2 separate regions of the Homo sapiens genome follow, and region 2 is linked to region 1. A link is a contact called in ENCODE Hi-C data. All regions are on one chromosome and are shown on one strand. The core of a region is the stretch at or near the end of the contact, and the rest is flanking DNA. Distances in the headings are between cores, read along the strand shown.

Region 1 (3,289 bases), core at 359-2,858:
TCTCTCTCAGGGCAAGCCTCATCCCCTAGAAGCCGACTCCGCCTGGCCCACCATGCCTGCAGCAGAAAGGCCTGAGGCTGGGCCTAGAACACTGAGGACGTCAGTGGCCAGGACTTTCCAAAGCTGAAACTGGGACCTGCGGAGGCCTCACTGTCCGGAGCAGCGTCCAGGTCCTCAGCATCCTCTTCGCTGGGCCCCACGCGTGTCGTGCGCCACCCCAGAAGGCAGGGCCTGATTCGGATCAGCAGGGGCTGCAGGGCCGCTCTGCAGGTGGGTGACTCAGGCCCCTCTTGAACCCTTAGGCCTGAGGCAGAGACTGGGCAGGAGGCTGGGCGTGGCCGGGGAGCCCCTTCACGTGCTCCCCTTCTCGAGGGTTCACGGGGCTCTGGAGGCCCAGATGCTGGCAAAGTGGCGGGAGCGCTCCAGGGACGAGGACTCAGGTCGGGGCGCCCCCGCCAGCGCCAGGATCCCCGCTCACCCTCCGCCGCGCCCCGCCCCCGCCCCGACACACTGGGGGAGCCCCGCCCTCCCCGAGGCCCGCGCGGCGCCGCAGGAGGAATCCCAGCCATTTCCTCCACGCTGCGCGGTATGTGGCCTGCCCGCCGCCAACCGCAGCGCGAGCCGGTCCCCAGCCGCGCCTGGCAGCTGCCCCGGCTCCGCCGTGCTGCTCGGGATTCCGGGAAGGCCGCCCCCTCGTCCCGGGCCACCAGACCGGCCTTTCCAGCGGCTCCAGGCCCGTGCAGTCCCGCCGGACGCCGGCTACACCACGCGCCGCTGCTGGAACCTCTCCCAGCCCCGCGTGGCCGCCCCCGGCCCAGGCACCCCCTCCCCGGAACGCCCCCGACGGCCCCTCGCGTCCGAGCTGGAAACTGAAGTTGACGCTTGCTCCGTCACCCTGGGGCAAATTGCTTTGCCTAAGCCTCAGTTTCTCCATCTGTGAAATGGGGACGTTGGCAGGAGTGCCTGTCTCGTTGTGCTGCCCGAGGGGTGAATGAGAAAAGGAAAGCGTTGGACTACTGTCAACGCGATTTTCATTTCCCTAGGTACCACGAGGGTCCTGGCTTTTCGCACAGGATCTTAGCACCCACCCTGCCCCTCGCCTCTCCTCCAGCCCAGTTGCCGGTGGAGCAAGCAGGCCGGGCTTTGCGAGTGGGCAGAGGAGAGGGCTGGGGCCTGCCCAAGACTGCGCCCTGCACAGATTAAACAATGCCTGAAGGTCCCACGACACAGCCTTCCTCGAGATTCACCGTTGCCCTCTCCTCAATCACTAGGTTCTTGAAAGACCCAAAGGACAGTTATTTACATTTTTTTTAAATGATGTCATCGCAGTCTGAGAGCAGCCAGACACGTAGTGATCAGGGAAAGTCGAAAGTGCAGATGGGTTCGCAAACGTGGACTCTCTAGTTTTGGGTCTGCAGATGGGGCCGGCCACCACGTGCTCTCTGAGTTCTCTTTCCAAGTACAGATCCCTCCGGAGACGGAACATTGTTCCGCCTTTAATTCTTCCCAGGAGCTGCGGAGGAAGGCGTGAGAACCGGAGCCCGGGGTGACTTGCGGGGGAGGGGATCGCTTCCCCGTCGCCCACACCTGCCTAACCCACGCCCACGGCGGCCGCAAAGGCGACACCGCGTGAATCTGGAAAGCCCCGAGTTTCAACAGGCCCAACCATCGGCGGCTTTGCAGGCGCAGCACCAAGTGCTGCTCTGCCTGTGTTCCCCCAGACAGCCCCTGGTTGTGATTTGTCGTTTCCAGTCCAGCTAGAGTCCCAAGGCCAAGAACTAGACCCTTGCAGCGAGATCCGCGCCCCCCCCCACCCCACCCCGCCTCATTCTCCACAGGCGCCACAGCCACAGGCCGCATAAATAAATCCAGGTGGAGGCAGACCCAGAAACCCAGGTGCTATAAATATCCCAGCCCAGCCGGGAGACTGACCTCCCAGGCAGCCCCTCGCCCCCACCCGCCCTAGACCAGCACTTCCGGCCACCACAGCGCTGAGGGCGGATCTCCCCGCGGTGGGAGGAGCGGGCTCCACCAGGATGCAGGCCTGGCTTCCCTTTCTTTCTTCTCCTGGGAGCCTCTGGCGGCCCAACCTGAGGGCTTGCCCTCTTCTCTGGAACCACCTCCCTAACTCTCAATCGCATACCTCTCCCTCCCTCCCCCTGGTATTTTTAGAGAGGCCTTCTCTCAGGGACCCCATACTGCGACCAGACTTCAAGAAATGCTGACTTCTCTTTCTAGATGAATAAGCATAGTTGGAAGGCAACAACCTCAATCAGAGTTTACAATCTAAAATTTGATTCTAAACTTTTTCTTTTTGAAACAGTCTTGCTCTGTCACCCAGGCTGGAGTGCAGTGGCGTGATCATGGCTCACTGCAGCTTTGACCTCCCAGGTTCAAGCGATCCTCCCATCTCAGCCTCCCTAGTAGTTGGGACTACAGGCGCTGTGCCACCATGCCCGCCTGGCTAATTTTGTGTTTGTTTGTTTGTTTGTTTTTGTTTTTGTTTTTTTTTTTGAGACGGGGTTTCACTATGTTGCCCAGGCTGGTCTCGAACTCCTGGGCTCAAGCGATCTGCCCACCTCAGCCTCCAAACATGCTGGGATTACAGGTTTGAGCCACTCTGTCCAGCCCTTGATTCTACATTTTTAATAGCATTTTTTATGTGATTAAAACACAGGCTGGAGGCAGAGTAGACCTAAAAGAGGGGAAAGAAGAAGCTGAAGGCATATGCAAAGAAGAGATAGAGCCACACTAGAAAAGAAAGCTGCTCTACCAGAAGGCTGGTACCTAGGAACTCAGTGGGACTTTCTGAGCCCAGTCTCCTGGGTCTGGGACTTGGTGTGGTGCAGTTCAATAAATCCCTATTGTGGGGGGGGGGCGGGGTAGAAAAGATGTGAGATACCTTTCCTCACCCTTCATAAGGGTCATTGCTATAGCAAAAGACTGATTAACAAGAGAAAAGCATAGCAAATTTACCGAATCAAAGTTTTATGGGACACAGGAGCCTTCAGAAATGAAAACCCAGTGACCCAGGGAAAACTGTCTATTTTTATGCCTAGGTAGAAATACACACTGTCCATTCTTCGTTGAACCTAAGCATAAAAATAGACAAAAGGATGCGATCTAATGGTAACAGACTGAGGGGAGAAACCCAGCAAGGCCTGTCTGTTCAGATTCTTCTTGGCCTCTCTGAGCAGCATTCCTTCCTCCTGGGTGTGGGGCAGGGGCTTTCTGGAGCACGGGTCTTATAACTCACAGTCAGAGGTAGATCAGAGAATCTCTTCATGGC
Region 2 (3,289 bases), core at 279-2,778, 1.0 Mb after region 1:
GCCTTACATTCTATAATCCTCATGTAGGCAGTGGGTTCCATGGAAAGAAAGAGGAAGCAGATAGGGCTGGGAGATGAGGAGTGCTGGTGGGTGCGAGGGTGTGCACTCACTCGGGTCACCGTACTAAGCTGGGTGCTCCAGGGAGGCCCCATGAAGAGGCCAACATTTCAACAGGAGCTTGGGGAAGGAATAGCCAAGCAGAGTCTGGGCTAGAACATTTCAGACAGAGGAAACAGCTAGAACAAAAGGCCTGAGGCAGGAGCCTGGCCAGGACTGGGGGAAGGGCAGGCTGTTGGGGTGGGGACTAAACTGGCCCTACACCTCCAGGATTTCCAGTGCGGTCCATGTGAGGATGGCTCGGCTCATGGCTGAAATGATTCTCTAGTCTGTCGGGCAACTCAGGCTAACAGCAAAGGCCTGATTTCCAGTGGATTAAAGAGAAAGGACCCTGTAGTACCTACAGAAGAGGCCACAGGGTTCACAGAGGAACCAGTGCCCTGGGAGGAAGAGAAGGAGAGGGGTTTACATCAGAAGGAGCCCTGCTTTGGGGCCCAGTGTGGGGGCCCCTAGAGGGTGCAGGGGAGGGAGCAAAGGATGGGACCAGCTACCCTGAGGCCCGCAGGTCTCTCTAGAGGGCCAAGTCTCTGCGTTCCCAGGACCCCCACGAGCCCACCCTGGGAGCTCACTGACAGAGTGCAGTGTAGACTTCCATTCTACAGCTTGGACTCAGCTGCTACCCACAGGGAGGAAGGGAGCCTGGAACACAGCCACTTCTGCGCACCTGCGTCTGCCTGCTGGAGGCCACCAGGCCTGCTTACTAGACCCTACTGAGGCTGCTGCCCCTCCTTCTCCAAAGCACCATTAAACAACTCACGTGGGGGGCTGGGGGAGGTGACCCCAGGAGGTCTAGCCTGATGGTTGAACAGGGGCAGGGATGTGCGCCTGCATGTCCACTTTGCCCTGCAGCATGTGGGCAGCTGGCATTCTAGGAGGTAGATCCACTCGAAAGCAATCAAAGCCACGGAGTGTGTGATTCTGACAGAGGGGGTGGTGGGATGTCAGCGGTGGAGGGCTTCTTATGGCCTAGAAAAGTGAGGGGACTTCTTGCAGAAGTGGGCTTGACCTGGGCTTTTCAGGATGGGAGCAAATTTGAAGGAGGAGAGAGGATACCTCCATGTGCTCACACATTTGCACACACATTTACTCTCGTGCACACACCCAGTCCCTTAAGCCCCCCATCTATAGGTGCTCACAGCCAGCAGTATGCACACACACCTCACACACAGCCAAAGTAATGCACACAAACTCAGAAACACACACACTGGGGCATTCACACTCTTATGAGGCATGCCGATGCTACAACGGTCGCCCACATACACTCTGGGCACCAGAAACATACAGGCCCCTTAGAAATGGGCTTGGGAGAAGATGAAGATGTGTCTGCAATGCGTAAGAAGAGCAGAAGCTGACAGGTGGCAGTAGGGGGTGGAGATGGGGTGACAACAGATATGGAGACCCAGAGAAAGGCAAGACTTACAGACACACCCACGTGCAGACCACACATCCGTTACTGTCAGCTTCAGACAGACCCCGCAACCTTCCTGCCTTCAGAAAGACACTGCTTAGTAACTACGTGACACGATGCATGTCATCCAGCCTCGCCAAGGTTTGATGCTGTCTTCTATAACATGAGGATTTGATAACACCTGCTTGTCATGCCAAATTGATATCCTGTGATTTGACAGGAAAGTCCTGTCTAACTCCAAAGCACTGTTCAGAATTCAGTTACCTCTCCCACCTCCAGTGGGACGCCCCTGGCCAGGCCACCCTCCCACCAGTCTCCCTGCCTCTTCTTGCTCCCACTATAGTCTTTGGCCTACCCTGCAGCCACTGCTCTCCTCCTCCACGCCAGCCTCTGTGATTTCATCTTATTCATAGTAAAAGACAAATTCCTTTGTGGGGGCGGGTAGTGGGGATGCTTCCTGATCTGCCCTCCCTAGTTCCCTTATCTCTCCCCTTCTTCCCTCCGCCAGCCACCCGGGACCCCTCACCACCCCTCACTCACCTGAGACGTGCTCCCCTCTCGGCGCCCTTGCACTAGCTGTTCTCTGCCTGGAACATCCCCAGGGCTCCTCCTTTAGGATTTACTCAGATGACTTCCTCTCAGTGAGGCCTTCCCAGGCCGCCCTAGCGAACACTGGGCCCTCACCACAGAACTCTCTAGCCCCCTACCGTTTTTTTTTCCTTCTCCTTGGCCTCTTTACTTCCCAACACAATACGTATTTTATTTGTTTGCCTCATTTATTGTCTGTCTCTCTTGTCAAAACGAACTCCATAGGGGCAAGGACTTTTGTCTGTTTTATTCTCAGCTGTGATCCCTGGCTCTCAGAGCAGAGCCTGACTCATAGGACTCAATAAAGATTAAGTGAATGAATGACTGAAATGAGACAGCAAATCAGTAAGCATTTATAAAGCACGATTAAGAAATAGAAGCGGGGCTGGGCGCAGTGGCTCACGCCTGTAATCCTTGCACTTTGGGAGGCCGAGGTGGGCGGATCACCTGAGGTCAGGAGTTTGAGACCAACCTGGCCAACATGGTGAAACCCTGTCTCTACTAAAAATACAAAATTAGTAGAGCGTGGTGTTGCACGTCTCTAGTCCCAGCTACTCGGGAGGCTAAGGCAGGAGAATCGTTTGAACCCGGGGGGCAGAGGTTGCAGTGAGACCAGATTGTGCCACTGCACTCCGGCCTGGGCGACAAAGTGAGGCTCCATTCCCCGCCCTCCCAAAACAAAAAATAGAAGGGGAGGGACCAACCCTGAATGAGGCATCACCATGTTCCAGGAAATTGCAAGCACAATATTCCCTTATTCTCCATCAACCCTGGGGAATCATTCCCATTTTACAGATAAGAAGATGAGATCAGAAAGGGGATGACCTATGGTGGTTGTAGATTGTCTGCGAAGATGGTCACTGACAATTCCTCTCCTCTCTGTATTAGAATGCTGTTCTTCCCTTCAAAAGGTGGAGCCAGTTCCGCACCACACACACACACATACACACACACACACACACACACACACCTGCATACCCCCACCTCTTCCTTGGCTCTAGGCTGCCCTTGTGACTTGCTCTGACCAATAGAATGTGGCAAAAGTGATGCTGTGTCGGTTCTGGCACAGGCTTTAAGAGGCCTATGCCTAGGCTTATACAATTTTTGGAATTCAAAGCAAAATGAAAATGTGGAGCCCCTTATTCAAAAAGCAAGATAAACATTGTTAGAGGCACT

Evidence for each region. Hi-C counts contacts between places; a loop is a spot of excess contacts on that map. Pooled maps may share reads with other maps.
Region 2: a map of CD4-positive, alpha-beta T cell shows a loop between it and region 1 (10-fold over the local background). The contact joins two enhancer-like sites. A Hi-C loop is called at or near these places in 5 of 168 maps with a recorded cell type or tissue (CD4-positive, alpha-beta T cell, CD8-positive, alpha-beta T cell and naive thymus-derived CD4-positive, alpha-beta T cell) and 8 of 50 pooled maps.

Annotation. Positions count from the first base shown.
Region 1 is chr2:42,100,828-42,104,116 of GRCh38, forward strand. No RefSeq gene overlaps it. Among named protein-coding and RNA genes, the nearest start is that of PKDCC, 54 kb to the left of the region's middle. RefSeq lists enhancers at 178-257, 476-1,303, 1,228-1,747 and a silencer at 438-817. Within about 2 kb of position 1,609, at least 34 of the 41 ENCODE cell types and tissues checked have a DNase peak (open chromatin) inside an H3K27ac peak, as active enhancers do; they include CD4-positive, alpha-beta T cell and CD8-positive, alpha-beta T cell, where a contact is called at or near this core.
Region 2 is chr2:43,135,548-43,138,836 of GRCh38, forward strand. No RefSeq gene overlaps it. Among named protein-coding and RNA genes, the nearest start is that of LINC02580, 35 kb to the left of the region's middle. Within about 2 kb of position 1,529, at least 9 of the 41 ENCODE cell types and tissues checked have a DNase peak (open chromatin) inside an H3K27ac peak, as active enhancers do; they include CD4-positive, alpha-beta T cell and CD8-positive, alpha-beta T cell, where a contact is called at or near this core.